2 separate regions of the Homo sapiens genome follow, and region 1 is linked to region 2. A link is an interaction called in ENCODE POLR2A ChIA-PET data of the cell type or tissue named here. Cell type or tissue: HepG2. All regions are shown on one strand. Links, peaks and the distances in the headings refer to the core of each region. The heading gives the core; the rest is flanking DNA. Region 1 overlaps RAD51B-AS1 (RAD51B antisense RNA 1). Region 2 has its middle 36 kb from the start of ZFP36L1.

Region 1 (9,431 bases), core at 3,249-7,248, 84 kb before region 2:
AAATGTTGACTTTATTGTAAATCAAATATAAAAACTACCTTCACAGAAACATCTAGACAAGTATTTGACCAAATAGCTGGGCACCATAGCCTAGCCAAGTTGACACATAAAATTAACCATTACATCCAGCTGGAGCCAATATTCCCCCATGCTCCTCCATATATTAGTGAGGGTTCAGCTTTGGATTCCCAGGCCAACACTAAGGTAGACACTGCAAATAATGAACCCTTGACAAAGCTCTGTTAGTTCCCAGATGGAAGAAAATTAATGATGATTGCTCAATTCAGTCTGGACAGAATGCTTTACTATTTCTGTTGTGGTTAAAGTATGTAAGTCAGCTCTTATTTATTATATCTCCATTGGTTTACTTTTCACTGTTTGAGGAATTCTCCTCCCAGCTACCATGCCAGAAAAACACTTACACCCTGCCCCGTGGATCCCCAAAAACTAAGGATGTATCCACAGACCTAACTGAAGGCAGATCAGCCTTCAGTAAGGTAACTCCAGCAGGAGAAAGCATTTTCCCCGTTGTGAGGCCTGTGGGAGATCCTCATCTGAGGCAGATGTAAAGAAGCACTTCCCTGGCCTGGGTCTGCTGGGAAACAAGTGATTACCAATCCTTGTGCTGTCCATGAAAGGGCCTCACCCCTGGCTGCTGAGGGTCTGGGAAATATCTGCTTCAATGAATACCCAGGTGCTCATTTTTCTTCTCCCCAGTTACCTGCTAAAGGCTCCATCTTGACATCAACCCTGGGGTCACCCTCCAGGATACTTCCTCGAAGCAGCCACATTCCTGGGGGCATCTGTGCCAGCAGGGGATGGTGGGATGGCAAATCAGCAAGTTCTGTCAGTCCTCAGCACCACTCTGTCCACAGCCTCATGAGAGTTTTGTCTGAGGACCTTCATTAGGCTTCAGGGCCTGTGGCTGATGACTCCAGGTCAAAGCCCCAGATGATACCTGCTCATCGAAAACCACGCATTCCACTCCACTTCCCGGCCTCCCCTGCCGTTAGGTGGAGGCCATATGACTAGATCCTGGCCAAACGGATGTGGACAGAGTCATGTCAGCCACTTTCAAGGCTTGTCTTTAAAAGCATCACAGCAGCCCTCCAGCTCTGTCTGTGATGGCAGCAATCTTGAAGCCACATTTCAGGTGGCATAACCATTGAGACATGGGGATCTATTTGTCACTACAGCAGTAGCCATTCCCATTCTGACTAAGGTAGAGCATAAAGGAATTATGATCCATGGCTCCCCTCTGCCGCCCGAGTCATCTCACAGATGGCGGGCTGTTCTCCTGCACCCCCAGGCACGCTGATCCGTGACATCTCTCCCAATCGCTGGTTAAATGACCTCAGACACCTGCTGTGCTGAAGGTGACAAGTCAGGGGCAGCATCTGCATGTCTGAAGCAGCTCAGGATCTTCTCTGTGCCCAAATCCCCAAGAAAAGTCTAAAACTGGTAAAGTAATTGAACCAAGATGGGTTTTCCCGAAAGACCTTTTACAGCTTTGAGCTCATTAAGGAAAGAAAGAGGATTTCAAGACCTAAACAGTGCTGGATTCTTTCTATTTTAGTTGAAGTTGAAAAGACGATATCTTTGCTAGAGTCCAGAAAGAGTCTTACCTGTTGAAAACTCATGCAACTTAAAGTTCCTTCATCACGGAGAGCCTACCAGGCCTGCCACGTGGCATGACCCATGGATGTGGGTGGGACTGCTTGGTATTTTCAGACTGTTGGAAACAGTGGCCTCTTGATCTCAGAGAGAGCCAAATTAAGCTGATTTCACTATTTATAATCCCTCCGGAAATAAGCAAAGAAGAGAAGTCTAATTGCAAACAGACTGAACTTTACATAGGAAATATGTAGGCCCCCTGAGGCACCTAGAAAGTGTCTAAAGCCCTAACTGCCTCCCTGCCTCCCCTGCTTCCCTCTCCAGAGCACGTAGGCCACATCTAGAGAGGCCTGAGGCTGCAGAATGGCCCTGGACTGGCCAAACCAGCCCAGCCAGCCCCTTGGGCCTAGGGGCAGGGACTTTTGGATGAGAAACAGGAAGACATTTGCCCACAGCTTGAACCATGGCTTTGGGAAGACTCTTTGTTCTTTCTTCCCCATTATTTTGGGTTTTCTGGTCTTTATTCCGTGCTTGTCAAATTCCAGGCATGCAAGGCTTTCAAACACACTATCAAACCCGCCACTTACACACACACACACACACACACACACACACACACTCCCCACCCCCATTGCATTCCCATCACAATCACATTTGTAGCAGAGCCCTGGGATTTGTAACCAAGTGGGGCCCAGTAAGAGCTTTGTGAAATTTCACATGGCCCCTGGCCTTCTGTAACAACTCCAGAGCTAAAGCCCCAGCCAGAACCCTGGGCCTTGCTGGCAGCTGTGCTGCCGGGTCACTGTGGGAGATGAGACAAGGACCTGCGACCTGCTGTGCCTCAGTTTCCCTGCCTGTCAGTTTGGACAACCATGACTGCAGCTAATTCTGAATTGTCTGCCTGCTGGTGGGACCAGGCCCTGGTGGGGGGCTCAGATTAATGGCACGGAAGTCCCAGAATGAGTCAAAGAAGAGAGAGACCAAAATAGATCAGGAGCCAAGCGCCCAGAATGGCAGCCAGAGAAGATTAGACACGCTGCCGAGAGAACCGTCCCGATGACTTTATTGAGGGCTCTTGCTCATAAACAGCCACTATGTTATTGTAACTTCCACAGACCAGGCCGACCCTTCCTTGTGACGGGAAGTTTGGGATTGGAACCGTCCGTGGGCCCTGCTGTTGCTGAGGTCACCCTGGGAGCTGGGGCTCTTCCAAAAGGAAATCAGCATGGGGCTCCGGGGCTTGGTGGAACAGTGGACAGATGGATGGTTTTTGAGTGAGAAAGTCATGGTTAGGAGTCAGGGAAGAGTGGCAAGTGCCCCCCGGCCCACCCCTCTGCAGTTCAGCTGGTGGGACTAAGTCTTTCTTTATGGGCATTTCTGCTGAAAAGTCCTTCCTCCCTTACATTTGCTTCTTGGTCTCATGAATCCAAGGAGAGGGCACTAGGCCAGGGTGACAGATGTGGAAAAAGCCCAGAACTGCTGCCATAGTTCCCATCCCTGGGAGCCTCCAGTCCCCAGCCATGCCCAGCAATGGCTTTTCCTCTCACATCCTGACCCCTCACATCCTCTGTCTCATTGCACAGCCCTTGCCCTCCTGGCCACTTGCTACTTTTAATCCTCCTCTCATGTGGAGAGCAGCCCTGGCAGGTCCATCCACTCTCATCTTCCACTGGAGTGCTTCAGGCAACAATGGAAAAACTTAAGTTTGCCAGCAAAGTGGTCGAAGGCCAGAACTTGTCCATTTGAAGATAGAGACACAAATATCTCATTTCAGTACCAAAGACCCTTTCTTTCTTATCACTGCCAGCTCTCCACCACCCATCCATCTCCTGCTCATCTCTGCTGGAAATGCTACTAGCCAAGGCGAGCCAAGCCAAACAGCTGTTTGTGGGCTCACAGACCCTCCAAGGATAAGGGTCTCTTCTGTGATGACCAGATTGCACCCTGATGCCAGCCAGCTCCTGGCGTCTGCTGCTGGCCCCCCCAAGATGGTAGCCTGGGGAGATACAGCCCAAACGCCTGATCCAGTCTCTTCCCAGTCTAGCTCTGTTGGCAAAATGAAACTCCCTGCCAAGGGAAAGCCAGTTTGGACTGTCCAAGGGGCACCCATGATAACTGGGCAAACCATCCATCCTGGGTTGGTCCGTGTGCTTTGAGACTTACACTAGGTGGGCCAGTTGAGGAAGGAGATAGGAGGAAGAAGTCCAAGGCAAATGTCAGATTTTTAGACAAGCCACTGCTGGCAACATGTTTTTATTTGGAAAATATTGCACAGGAACTTACAGTGAAAAAGAAGCTTTCAAAGCCCTACATAATGTAACCCTATCCTACCACATCTCCAGTTTGCTGTACCATGCCCTCCCCTATGTGGATTCACCTTGGCCAGACATACAAACCCACCCCCTATCCTCCTCCATCCCTGCTCTTTGTCCTTGCTCATTCCATTCCCTTTGCTTGAAATATCTGTCTAGACTGTGCCCATCTTCTAAGTGGTCCAGCTTCAACTCTGCTCTCTCCCCCAACACCCCGCCTCCGACAACCTCTGGGGAGCATGGAGTTAACATTGCCCCTCCTGTGCTCACTGCATTTTTTGCCTACCATAGACAGTTTAATTATTGAAAACCGCCTTGTATGTTCTGTTTCAGATATGTTGGCTTTAATGAATCTGTGTGTCCCCTAACCTTGTCTCAGAATTCCTTATATGCCCCAAGGATGCCTCCACAGTGCTCTGAACACTGTAGGGCCTTAGGAAATACTGATGGCTTTGACTGGTTATCAAAAAAAAAAAATGTAAGTGATCAAAAAGATGCATAACCAGGAAGAACTATAATGTTCAGCAAAAACTGCGAGAGTGGTTCCAGGTGCTGCCTTCTTGGGGTCAGTGGTATAATGGGTTTTCCTTTCCAGACAGTCCCTTGATAGTCCTAGAATCCCACAGGACAGTTGGGTGGACAGTGTCCAGCAGGCAAACAAGACCATAAACGCAAAGCCAGAGAAGCTAAACAATGTTCACTTTACAACTCCAGGTGATGATAATGGTATTTATAGACTCAGTGACATGTTTGAAGCTGTGAGTCCCAGAGGCTAATATTTTAAGCTGGATATCCTGAGACCCAGACGTTCTGTTTTTGTTCTCCTCCCCATCCTTCCCTCCTGTAACCCCTGGAACTTTCCATGCAATCTGGACAAAAGCATGAAACCTCTATTGTTTCTCAATCCTTACTAGTGCTAGGGAAGGATTTAAGAACTGCTTCATGGAAGGGTGACTTGTGATGAGTGGAAAACATTCTGAGGCCTTAAAATGACATTTGCCATTACACCAAAACTTCCATCAGAGAATTTCAAAATTCTAGGCAGAGACAAGGGCCTTTCTGCCGTCAGAGAACTCCAATGGTAAAGGAGCTGGGGTTTGGAAGAGTGAGGCCTTATTTATAGATGAACTCATCTTGGCCAGAGGTTCTGGAGAGTCTAGGTCCACCTATTTAAGAACTTTCTTTCTCTCAGGTCCATTTTTATATTGGATAATCATTCCTGAGGCAAATCTATAAACAAAGGGTGGGAACCTAAAACTTGGCTAGTTATATAGCCCAGAATAAAATGGGGAAATCAGTGTTTTCCTTCAAAGCAATCTAGAAAGCACTAGCCAAAGAACAAATTGCAAACAGCTACACAAGCATCAGGGAAATCCCATCGATCATAAGAGATGGAAAATAACCATGAGATCATTGCACTCATCTCCCCTGGGGCCTGGACATCCAGGATGCAGCTTCATGGTGTCCCTTCAGAGGGTGTTACAGGCATTACCTTTCTCTTGCTTTGCACTGTGAATCGTGCTCCTGATTAGTCTGCAATACATCCCCCTGAAGACAGGCAGCAACCACAGAACACAGTACCTCATGCATAGGAATTAAGTCCAGAACATTCTCTACTAGGTGGGTTTTTTGCTGTTTGTAAACAACTCTAGATGTTCATCCACAGTTCACTCAACTGTGCTGACTGGTTTCATGCACTAGCCAGAATTGGTCAAACTTAAACATGCACAAAATCCTGTAGTCACTTTAGGCCCAAGTCCAACATTTAGAAGCTATCAACACAGGAAAAAAGTTGTACCTGTTTTCACGCTGAGAAAAGCAGATAGCTAATCTGTACCAGGAAAACAAACAAGAAAAATGATCTGAAAATAACTTGGAAGGTTTTGTTTTCACCAAAGGAAGCATAAATAGTGAAACACATACACATAAGACATGCATGTACACACATATATATACATGCACACACATACACACATTGTATGCACACATATACATAAACACACATACATAAACACACTGTACACACAAATATATACATGCACACACATACACACACATACTGTATGCAAACATGTATACATGCACACACGTACACATACTGTATGCACACATATATACATGTACACACATGCACATACTGTACACACATGTATGTACACACATATGTACGCGCACACACATACACATACATATGTACACACATATGTATGCACACACATACACATACTGTACATACACATATGTACATGCACACACACACGTACACATACTGTGCACACACATATGTATACATGCACACACATACACATACTGTGCACACACATATGTATATGTGCACACACATACACATACTGTACACACATCTATACATGCACACGCATACACATACTGTACACACATATATATACATCCACACACGTACACATACACATACTATATGCACACATATATACATGTACACACATACACATACTGTACATACACATATGTACATGCACACTCATACATGTACACATACTGTGCACACACATGTATACATGCACACACATACTGTACACACACATATGTATATGTGCACACACACACATACTGTACACACACATCTATACATGCACACACATACACATACTGTACACACATATATATACATCCACACATGTACACATACACATACTGTATGCACACATATATACATCCACACACATATACACATAAACACACATACTGTACACAGGTATACGCACACTTGCATATATATACATGCATACACACATACACACACATATACAATACTGTACACACATATATACACACATACTGTATACACATATACATCACATACACACATATACATACATATATACGTGTACACACATATGTATACACACGTACACACTATATACACATATATGCACACATTTACGTATATACTTACATATACACACGTGTTTTCCTCCTAATTACAAAAATAAATACAGAAAAACACTACTAGAAAACAACATGTTATTGTGTTCCTTCCAGAATTTTTCTATGAGTAGTCACCTGTATTCTAATGTATCATACATATTATATGTTACATTATGTATCGTATAATATATAAATGAGGAGGTATATAGAAGTCTTTTTAGATATATTTAATGAATATATATTTTAATTAAAATTTTATATAACATATAATGTTACCAATTTTATTTTTTTATTTCTATCCTAAGGTAACATACTGGTTGTAGAAAGTCAGAAAATGTGTATGAGTAAAAGAAAAAGTGAAAATCATGCATATTCTCAGCATTCAGAAAAGAGTACTTTCATTTGTTGTATGCCCCCCTCACTTATTTAAATATACACCCCTAAGTATAAAATGGGAAGTCCCATTACACAGGGGTATGTGTGTAATGGGGCATATGTTCCATAAGTAGACCAGGGGTATCACCAATGAGCGTCTTAAACCACTGTTCCCTCTTTCCCTTGTAAGGCATGCCATGCTATGGTTTCCCAGCCACAGACCCACTTCTCCCTGTGGAAGGGGACGCCACCTGGACGATGGGCCGCTGCTCAGCCTTGGGGGTCCATGCTAACCCTCTTGAGTTGCTAGAGGCTTTGTGGAAAGACTTCTAAATTTTAAAATCTTCCTTTAAAGTGCCAAGTCAGATGGTCTGATAATGGGACTTTACCATAAGCCATAGTTCAGAAAAGACAGTCGACAGCCTAATAAAACTTCCCCTCAGATAGCAAGGGAAAGTAGACAGCTCTGCCCAGCCTGGAGGAGAAGCAAAGGAGAGAGAGGACAAAGGTAGCAGGTAGACAAGCAAGGCCTCTCCTGCCTCCCTTTCTTGGGATGATTATCTCAGGGACTAGGGTGTCAGTAACAAACACAGGGAGTTGGGGAGGGGTCTAAAACAATCTGGGTTAGGGCTCTGCTTTTCTGAGACATAGTTTGAGGAGAATCCAAGTCTCCTGAACTTATCTGGCACAGATCCAACATGGTGCCACAGGATGGTTTAGGAATGACAGAGGGAAGTGACTCAGTGTCCAGGCAAATGGGCATGAGACGGCCCTCCTATTCTCACAGCTTGCTTAGGCATCTAGGATATGCCTGATTCCTTTTTGGCCCCCAACACAGTAACACAAAGTGCTAAGAGAAGGCCTGGGGTTGAACAGGCCACAGTTCTTCTCAACCTTCCATTCTAAGTCAAAGGAGAAGAAATACAGCTAATACACTCACTTTCCAATGCTGTTCAATTCCATTTGATGGAGTTCCCACCTGCCTTGAGGAATAAACTGTCCTTCAAGTTTAATTCATTCTATTCCATTGTGGTACACACATCAGATTAAGGTAGATACTGGGGGACTCCAGAGATGGGGACAATTCCACAGACACTGTGCCATTGCCTTGGGCCTTCAGAGCTCCGAGAGGGTTAGCCCAGGCATTGTTCTCTCATCCTATTTCTAATGGTCTTTATCTTCTCCCTGCTCCTCCAGCCCAGCCACATCCTCTTCTCAATCCTCCATCTCCACCTGCTTCATTCAACCTCTCTTCCATCCCCTGCTTCTGTGAGCCTTGGAGTGCTTATGGCAGTAGTCAACCTAGGGCAGATAGGGCCAGGCCTTGAGGCTATGGTGAGAAAGTCAGAAAAATGGAACTAGAATGATAATTGGGGTGGAACATGAATAATAATACCTACTATCATTATTACTATTATTTCACTTATAATGATTCTTACTATGTGCCAGGCACTGGTTTAAGCATTTTACATGTATAGTATGAGCTCATACACTTGTGTTAACTCATATAATTAACTCAACTCAAACGCATGAGTTCATACTGCATATGTTACAGCCTATGGGGTAAGTGCAACTATGATCCCACTTTAGAGACGAGGAAACCTAGGCACAGAGAGGTTAAAGTGCCTTGCCCTGGGTCATTCAGCTGGTACATGGAAGCTAGAACCCCACCACAGCAAGCTGGCTGTAGACCCTCATAGTAAGCCACATTTGGGGACACCAAGCAAGCTAGACCAAGGCAAGTGGCTGCATTTGGTTTGGGAATGCAAGCTGACCCACGGAGGTCCCAGAGGATCAGAAACAATCCATAATAACTTTTAGGAGATTTGCTAGAAGGCAGGGAGTTTAGAGTGTCTGTGGCTCCTGCTTTGTAGTTCTGGAAACTAAAGCCGGGGAGTTAGGGCTACGTGACATGCCTGCAGTTGCAAGAAGTAGCTGCAAGAGAGTGGAATTTGCATCTGCACTGCACACTAGGTGGGGCAGAGCCAACGTTCAGGAAGGTGTACATGTCTACACCTGCACAGGCGCTTCTGGAGGAGGCAGGTGTGGCAAGCCCCCTGCTGAGGAATCCAGCCAGGGAAGGCATCCTTTGTCTTGCTCTGGTGGCTTTCAAGCAAAGAGCCCAGTGTGTTTTGCAGGCGTCCATTCATGAGCTTAGCTCCTGAGCTGCACTGACTGGATGACGGGCGTCCCCGCCCAGGAGCCAGAGACTGTGTCTCCACA
Region 2 (9,431 bases), core at 2,027-6,026:
TAAAAAAAAAATCCTCAAGAGAATGACATTAAGATAGTTCAGCTCCGCAAAATAAAATGCTATCCCAGGCTAAGTATTCTTTTTATCTTAACAACCACTAACAGGGCTGAATGCACCTTCACTAACTCCGGAAGCTTATCAAAGGTCTGTAGGTAAAGCTGAGTGTGAAGGCACTTCCAAAAGGGGTTTGGCCCATCTGAAGTTGAAGAGACCAGCCTCACTCTGCTTCAGGGTCCTTCAGTCTCTTCAAAGAGAAAATGGAACTTTTCAGCATATAAATCCCAGGAAAGAGGGTGAACAAGCTAAAGCCCTTGAATTTGTTCCAAGGAGGATACTGTCTGTCTTAAAATTATAAGCCTATGTGTGTTTTGTTTGTTTGTTTGTTTTTGTTTTTGAGACAGGGTGTCACTCTGTCACCCGGGCTGGAGTACAGTGACATAATCTCAGCTCACTGCAACCTCCGCCTTCCGCCTCAGCCTCCCTAGTGGCTGGGACTACAGGCATGAGCCACCATGCCCAGCTAATTTTTGCATTTTCTGTTAGAGACGGGGTTTTACCATGTTGCCCAGGCTGGTCTCGAATTCCGGGGTTCAAGTGATCCACACATCTCGGCCTCCTGAAGTGCTAGGATTACAGGCATATGAGTTTTTATGATAAAAATAATGCTTGCTTTTAGAAATTTTGGAAAATGTAGAAAATGCAGAAAAAAGAAGAAAATCGCCATAACTCTACCATGCTGAGACCACCTGTGTTTATATTTTTGTATATTTTTGCTTTGTTCTATATAGTTGTATTTCATAATTGGATGCAGTTATATACACAATTTTCATACTTTTTTAGTTATAAAGAATTCCTCCATGTTATTATAATCTCTCTTCAAACATCATTTTAAATGACTGTAAAATATCCCATCAAGTTGATCAGTTTTCTCAAATGCGAACTGCAGAACATCTGCATCAAAATTATATGTGGTATGTTAAAAATGCAGACTTTTGGATCTCACCCCAGATCCATTAAATCAAAATCTCTAGGGGAGGAGGCTGGGAGTCTTCATCTTAGTAAGTTTCTCAAGCAACTCATGAACTTACGAAAGGTTGAAAACCACTAAAATTAGTGCAACCGTGGTTGTACATAACCTTATATGAAATGCTGGACATTTCGGTTGTTTCCAGTGTATTCTTTTATAAATAACTGTGTGTACAACATCTGTGTGCATAAAGCATCTTGCAAATTTTATAGCATTTCTTTAGGGTGGTTTCCCAGAAGTGATATTATGATGTCAAAGGTGTGAACCTGTTAAAGATGCTTGATAAACACACAACACACCTGCACACACGTTTAACCACATGGTCTGCTCAGGTTCCAGGGAGAAGTGTGTTGCCAATTACTTATCTGTATAGCTCTTATTTTCCAGCTCTTTTCAACAGTGTTCTATCTTTATTGCTGAAAATAATGAGTCGGGTCACAATAAAGTAGGTAAGGAATGAGCAGACAGTCAATAAAATGTCCTTTAGTGATACAAGAAGACTCTGGCCTAACCCCATGCAAAACCAGAGCAGCAGATAGCCACAGGGACTCCAAGGACTCCAGACATCAAACAGAACTCCAAAGGACACAGTAGCACTCCATTGTACCCCTGTCCTACGTGCCACCGGGACAGTGCTCTCCTCAGTTCAAGGTCATCACCAACATTTGGAGGCAGCTGCACAGCAAGGATTCATGTGTAGGTAGGGGCTGGTCTCACCCTGCCCGACATAGAGGGATCTTTTTTTTTTTTTTTTTTTGAGACAGTCTCGCTCTGTTACCCAGGTTGGAGTGCAGTGGCAATCTCGGCTCACTGCAACCTCCGCCTCCCGGGTTCAAGTGATTCTCCTGCCACAGCCTCCCAAGTAGCTGCGATTACGGGAGCCCACCACCACGCCCGGCTAATTTTTGTGGTTTTAGTAGAGACAGGGTTTCGCCATGTTGACCTCGGATAACAAAGATCACAGCAGCAGACAGAATGTGGGGGCCCCAAAGAGGAAAATGGGCTCACAGAACCCTAATGTGCTCAGGGGAGGGCAGCTTCTAGATAGGGGGAGAGCTACAAAATGGAATGTTAAGTGCATAGCAAACACACTGTTCTTACTGTGTGTTGAAATGGCTTAGAGGAGAGGTAATCATATAGAGACATGGGCAACCAGTCTCCTTAGGGCAACCAGAACTCATTCATTTGTTTAACCAGTATTTATACAGCATTTATTATGCACTAGGCAGTGGTCTAAACGCTTTACAAATGTTAACTTATTCCATCCCCCCAACCAACATATAAAGTATCATCACTCCCATTCTACAGATGAGGAAACTGAGACATGGAGAGTTTAAGTAACTTGCCCAAAGTTGCACAGCTAGGCCAGGTGCTGTGGCTCACGCCTGTAATTTCAGCACTTTGGGAGGCCGAGACAGGTGGATCACTTGGGGCCAGGATTTCCAGACCAGCCTGGGCAGCATGGCAAAACCCCATCTCTACAAAAAAAATGCAAAAAATAGCTGGATGTGGGGGCATGCACCTGTAGTCCCAGCTACTCTGGAGGCTGAGGCATGAGAATTGCTTGAACCCAGGAGGCAGAGGTTTCAGTGAGCCAAGATCGCACCATTGCACTCCAGCCTGTGTGACAGAGTGAGACTCTATCTCAAAACAAAACAAAAAAACAACCAAAGTTGCACAGCTAGTAAGTGGTGGAGCCAATATTTAAATCCAAGTAGCCTAGCTCCAGAGTCCATGATTTTAGCCTTGGAAGGAAGGACTGAGAAGCATGAGAAACCAATATACAGCAAGAAAGGTCAGTGGGTGACCCCTGGACAGACGTCATCAGCCATGTCATTGAGTCTATCCTTGGGGGACTTTCACCTCACGCTATTTTCAATTCATGCATCCCAAGATTAGGACAGTTCATGAAACCAAAGTGGGCAAAGCTGAAGCCACAGAGTGTATTCAAGTGTCATTTACAGCAGAGACTCTACCTGCTAACCCTTACGCACCAGCACATATTAGAAAAATGAAGTTGTTCATTACAAACCATCCTTTCAACACTGGTCTCCACCTACCCCCCCCCCCCCACTCCAGCTGAGTGGGCACTACATTATGCAGCTGGTGCATGCAGTGGGTTGGCTGAGCATCTGGTATCTTCTGGAGCAGCACGGTAGATCTGCCTGTGAGAAAGCCCCAGACACCTGCACGCTCCAGGAATACATGCATACATGCATGGCCTGTGTGCAGCACTCCCCACGCCTCCCCAACCATCTGGGACAGCAGGGGCCACCCCCTTGGTCACCCTGCCTGCTGGCTTCAGGCTGTGTTGCCTAAGCCCCTGGGGCGCCTTCTCCCTAGTACAACAACTCCTCCCTTAGAGAACACCTCTGCCCCCCAAGGACTGCAAAATCCATCATCAGAATCCATCATCCCTCGCCTCCAAGGCCTTCCACCACTGCAACTAATTATCTGTGTTGTAAACTCCCATGTGGAAACAATCTACAGGATTTTTCATCAGACCTGGCCGGCAGGCTAGCAGCTCACACGCCTGCCTGTAGACTGGAGCAAGCCAGCCTCCCCCTTTTAAACAAACACATTAAGTTAATAATAACACGGACCAAGTTTGACAGCCACATTTACTAATTAATTCTCATTTGCTCCTTCTGTTAGGAAGGCGGGTAGGACTTGCCTGGTTTACAGATGAATTAAGGCTGCAAACAGATTTCTCTTAAGGTGGCACCAAAAAATTTAACCTGGAGCCTTCCTCCCAGTCAGCCTTCTCCTCTTCCCTACCCCTTGGGTGATTCACTTTACCTAAGCTCCCCAAGGCAGTGTTCAGGATGGAGAAGATCCTAGTGGTGACCAGTCCCTGCCCCTTGACAGAGGTGTAGATGGCTCTTCACAGCACCCCCTTTCATTCACCTGGCCATGCAGATGCACGCGGGGACCTCAGCCATCGCATCATTCCATTCTCACCACCCTCCTCCAGGAGAGTTGGTTATGATCCCCATCTCCCACAGGGGTAACCACAGCTGAGAGGTCAAATGACACATCAAGATCAGTGGGCTCAGAAGCAGAAGGCCAAAAGCCCATTGTCTGCGGCCTTCCCCTTTACCTGGGGATGACTGGTTAGGAAATTTGTCCCAGGTGACGAAACAGCCAGCTTCAGGAAAACAGAATTCTCCATGCCTAGCCTTGGGCTCTGACCACAAAACCCACTCTGGCTCCTCACACCTATCTATAAAGGCCTCTGAGCTCTGGGCCTGAAGGAGCTCACCTCACCTGCTTGTGGGCTTCGGTGGAAGGACGGTGGATCCTTCTAGGAAGCTGCTTCTACTCTGCAACTTCTATTCCCTTAATCCAAATAAGAATGCTGTTGCCCAGGCTGGACAGCCCTGGACTAATGTCATCAGCCATGCCATTGAGTCTGTGCTTGGGGGACCTGCAGCCCACGCTATTTTCAGTTCATGCATTTCAAGATTAGGACAGCTTGTTGGGATGTTCTCTGTCCACATGTCTTAAACTCACATCCTAGCTTCTCTCCCTTCTATTTCACTTACTGAGCATTTTCTACGCACCAAATGTTCTACTAGGACCATCCATTAACATTTTAGATTATGTTTTCTTCTTGTAACAACCCTACAAGGCACGTATTATTCTTTTACAGTGCTGGTTTTACAGATGGGGAAACAAAGGCATAGAGAGCTTTCATTCCTCCTAAGGATTACGTGGCTGGCATGCAGCAGAAGTGCAATCCGCCTTCAGACTCTGAGTTTAAGGCTCTAGTCTCCAGCTGATAGGAGGCACCTTTCCTAAGCTCTGTAGCTCTTACCCTCCCACTGCAGAGGGTGCTGAACTCTTGGGGCTAATGGCCCCCACAGTCACATTTTTTCAACGGGTAATGGCCTGTACAGCTGGTGACAGCATGCGTCATTTCCCAAGAATACTCAGGGGCCTAGATGCAGAAACTGACACCCCCACCTCTACCCTGGCTACTGGGCAAGGGGCATCAGCTGACTCTGAGGGCTCAGAGCACCAGGCTTCTTGAGATTGTTCTAAAAAAAGAAAAAAAAAAAAAGGAAGTTCATTTGGCTTCCTGCTCAGTCTAGGACTGGCTAACCACGTCCCGCCTGGGATCAGCATGGTGGCCAGGACTTCATGAGTAATAAATAACACCACCAGGCTCTTCTTGAACCTAGATCCCCATAACCAACAACAGCAGCTGGTGTTTTCTGAGGGCCTCCCTAAAGACCCACAGCTCTGTGATAGACAAGACCTCATGTATCCCCATATGTCCTCATGAGCCAGGGGAAGAGGGGTGGCCAAAGGGACTCTCCTCCTTATTTTAAAGATGGAGACACTGGATCACAGAGGGGAGACAGGGCTTGCCAGAAGTGAGTGGCAAGACTGAAACAGGTTGCATTATCTGCCAGGATACCACAAGACCTCTCCACCCCTCTCCCGGGTCCATGAAAGAAAGAATACATTCCTAGGTCTCCCAAAGCAGCTGGACTGGAGCTGGCTCCACAGTAATTGTTTAAAGAAAAAGCAGTGGCCCTGATGGGAAGGAGTCTGATGAACGGGGTGAACACAGTTTGGCCATTATCTGCAGGCCCGCCTCCCTGTGAGCTGCCCTGCACCAAGATAACACAGCAGGCTGCGCTGGACACAACTGGCTGCTGTGGACTCCACCTTTCCTCCATGCTGGGTTCCAAACACAAGATAGCAAAGACACTGTTTGCCTAGAGAGCCTAGTTTTAACCCCAGGCTAGCTATGGCAAGGCCCAGCTGGGGGATTTCTATCCTTCCCTGCCTCAGGTGGGGAAGGTCCACTGAGCAGAGAGCTTGCCAGGTGAGGCTGCCAGGTAAGAAGGCTCATCTCCCTGAGCAGAGGGGTGTAGCTGACTCCAGCCTCCTCAGAGGGTCTCCCCAGGCAGGACCTTGGGCTCGGGCTCTAGGAACCTCTTTGGAGATAGCCCAGATAGATGGGCAAGGTCCTGACAGGTTAGCCAGGGATCTCGATTCCCTCTTCCCTAATCCCAACTCCTAACTTCCAGTCCCTCCCCCTGACCCTTCCCCTCCACTGGCTTCTATCACCCCCAGCTCACCCACAAGGTCTCCTCGTTCAGACCCATGCAGGCCGGCCCTAGGCCTCACTTTCCAACAGTTTCTTCTAGCCCAGGCCTGGTGACTGGCTTCTGCAGAGAATGTTAGGGCTGAAAGGACCCTAAAGAGCCACCCCTCTGCATTTTACACATGAAGAAACCATGACCCAGAGAGACCGCCACAGATCCAGGGCTACCATTTGGTAATGGCAGAGACAGACTGGTTTCCAGGAATTCCGGAAATGTTTGCTCCACCAACCTGCACACAGAAAGTCAAATGAAGGTAAGTTCATCCATTTACAGATGAGCAAACTGATGCCCAGAGAGGTAAAGGGGCCTTCCCAAGGCTCACATTCACACTGTTTGTTAGTGTGATCTCTTAGATACAGACTAAATGGAGAGGCCCCTAATCCTATGGGTGACAGCTGATGCGCAGACAGCGTGATTTTGCAACCTCACTTAGTCGCCTGTTAACAAGTAGCTCTGAAAATCCTTCCGTAGGGCTGCCCTAAGTCCCTCCCATCTACAGGATGCTGCTACTCCTCGGAGGGGCACTGCCCCCAGGAGAGCTTCTCTGCATGGAGATTAATGCCCAAGTCAGAAAAGAAGCCGATGAATCTGGAAAAGAAAGAGGGCCAGACAGTCTTTCTATTTTAACATTTTTTTCAGATGGAGGAAATTCTAAATTATTCTAGTACCCAAACCACTAGTTGCCTGGAAGATGCCTGCTGATCCTTCAGTTGCAGGTACCTTGCTACTAGAAGGCCAGGTTTGCATTCCAGCTCAGCAGCTACATGCATGTGGTCAAATTTCTTCACCCCTTTGAACCTGCATTTCCTCATTTGTCAAATAGGAATATTACCTCCCTTTCCCTGCCTCTTGGTGAGGTTGAAATTAGAAAATGGATGTAAAAGAATGCTCTGATTTGAAAATGTTCTGAAGACATATGCGATTACTCATTATGAATACAATATTCTCCTTTCTGTATTTGAGAAAGGCCCTTTGTTGGCCGGGGGTGGCGGAGGACTTAGGTAACTCAGCCAGGTTGCTCCCACCAGCCTGATTTAATGGACTCCTCTCTTAATCACCACAGCTTCTCTCTCCTTGTGCCTGACTCTTTCTGAGCTTTCTGAGCTTTGCAATCCCCAGCTCACCCCCCCAACACGCCCCCACAGTCCTTCTTCCCAACAGTTGCCAGCCCACCCTGGCCATAAACGGGTAGAACCCACAAGGGCTCTCAGGAAACAGCTTCGCCCTTGCCTTCTCCCACTCCCAGGTCCTCTCTGACCCAGAAGAAGCTCACATGTCCCCTTCTTTCCCCACAGTTGTGTCAGCAAAGTAAACTGGAGGCTGGTTGACCCCCAGTCTCTAAAGTAGGCCAGAGCCCCAGTGCTCTCAGGTGAATTCCAGGGCTTAGTATGGGAAGGTGGGAGGTGGGCTGGGGCCAGCCTGGTGGTACCAACCCCTGGGTACTTACAATCCTCTGAACCCCACACTGAATCAGAGAGAGAGGCTGGGAGCTGGCATTTATTAATCCTCTATTCTATGCTGGGCACTTTGCCCACATTAGAGCTACTTCTCATAACCCATGGAGAGGGTTAGTATCCTCGTTTAACAGGTGAGGAGAAACAGGTTCCAAGATACTAAGAAACATACCCATAGTCACACAAGACTTCAGGGATGAACAGGAATCCAAATCCAGGGTTCTCACCTCTAGGCTTGGGCATGGGTGTAGATCCCACACCCACAGTCACTTATTGAGTCTATATATATAGCAGGTTTACTGGAGTAGATCAAAAGAAAAGAAAACATACAAATTCCCTAGACTTCTGGATTTTTTTAATCATGATCTCAAAATAAGTAGTGGAAGTGAATATTAAAACTAAAAATAGTTGCTGTTAAGGTAGATATCTTTAATATTATTGTGTTACTTTCTCAAAAAAAAGATTCCTTCCTAACCATTTCCTTTTCCCAAAGTGAACAGCTGCTGTACATAAACAGTAGCCATTAGTATTCATTGACCACTCACTACGCACAAAGCCTTCTATGGGAATGCTCTCATGTAATCTGCCAACAGTCTATGCAGTAGGTTCTACTGTTATCTATTTTATAGATAAGGAAACTGAGATGCAAAAATATGGAGAGATTTGCCCCAGGTCACTGAGTTACAGACTTCGAACCCTGATGTTAGAGCCTGTACCCTGACCCATTAAACTTAATATTCCCAGCTCTGGGATTTCCTGGACCAAGGTATGGAGCCTAACCCAATGAAGGTGTGTGTGCTAGTGCCAGAGAGTCAATACGCCTCAGTAACTATTGAGTGGAATGGAGTAAAGACAAGAATGAGTAGGGGGAAATGGATGACTTGCTGGGGGTCTTGGGAGTGACTCGAGCACTTGGAAGTGGGGCGGGCAGTAGGGGGAGGGTTGGCCTTAAGCAAGGAGTTCTGAATCCTTCTCACTGCCACCTAGGAGGGCACAATGGAGATGGGGGGCAGTTGCAGACAGCTTCAAGGGAGTCAGGCCCTCCCTGGACAAGCTGCAGCTCAGCCTCAACCCTCATCCCACCTGTCCTACCTGGGAGATGCTGACCTCCCAGGACAACACCTCCAGGGTGTCATCTCCACCCAACCAAGGTGGGGCTGGGAAACCAGATGTGCCTGCCACAGGTGGGGCTGAGGCCAAGAGGACACCCATGGGAGGGAGCCCCAAACCCACAAGCGTTTGCTGAGCTTTGACACAGAAGGCAGCCAGGTGAGGCTGACAAGCTCTGCTCCAGGAGTCACCATCTAGGAATACCTCAGAAAGGACCATGGCTCCCACTTTCCTGCAGAGGAAAGCTTCCTGGAGTCCTCCAGTCTGCCCATTCTTCTCCTCTCTCCAAGTCCCCTTTCTGCCTTCCACTCCTACCCCCAACCATAATCTAGCCTCTGCCTACCTCTGCTCTGCCCCCTTCCTCCTCAGGGTCCCACAAAACACCGCCCCTTTCTTTTCCCCCCAAACACCCCGTCTCTTTTGCTTCTAAAATGCTTTTCCCTGCAGTGTTTTCTCTGCGTGGGATGCTCTTTCTCTATGTGTCTCTTGCGACTCTACTCAATCCTGCTTGTCTGTCAATCCTCTATTTTTATTTATTTATTATTTTTTGCCAGGAGAGGGGATGGAGTTTTGCTCTTGTCACCCAAGCTGGGGTGCAATGGCATGATCTCAGCTCACTGCAACCTCCACCTCCGGGGTTCAAGTGATTCTCCTGCCTCAGCCTCCCAGGTAGCTGGGATTACAGGCACACACCACCACGCCTGGCTAATTTTTGTATTT

The links. ChIA-PET counts read pairs that join two places held together with the same protein. Peaks named below come from ENCODE experiments on the same cell type or tissue, not always from the same donor. Only the 100,000 strongest peaks of a DNase experiment are listed, where the experiment ranks them.
Region 1: POLR2A ChIA-PET joins it to region 2 with 5 read pairs; 9 of 35 experiments call an interaction of 5 or more read pairs at or near these places.

Annotation. Positions count from the first base shown.
Region 1 is chr14:68,667,429-68,676,859 of GRCh38, forward strand. The region is part of intron 2 of RAD51B-AS1 (RAD51B antisense RNA 1); the gene reads right to left. It also overlaps a transcript of RAD51B not described here. Among named protein-coding and RNA genes, the nearest start is that of RAD51B-AS1, 13 kb to the right of the region's middle. RefSeq lists enhancers at 2,009-2,509, 2,510-3,010, 8,897-9,397, 9,398-9,431 and a silencer at 4,624-4,918. In HepG2, for the core only: no CTCF peak of the experiment used is centred there; no DNase peak of the experiment used is centred there.
Region 2 is chr14:68,752,817-68,762,247 of GRCh38, forward strand. No RefSeq gene overlaps it. Among named protein-coding and RNA genes, the nearest start is that of ZFP36L1, 36 kb to the right of the region's middle. In HepG2, for the core only: no CTCF peak of the experiment used is centred there; DNase peaks (open chromatin) are centred at 2,065, 4,131 and 4,899; H3K4me3 peaks cover 1,158 bases.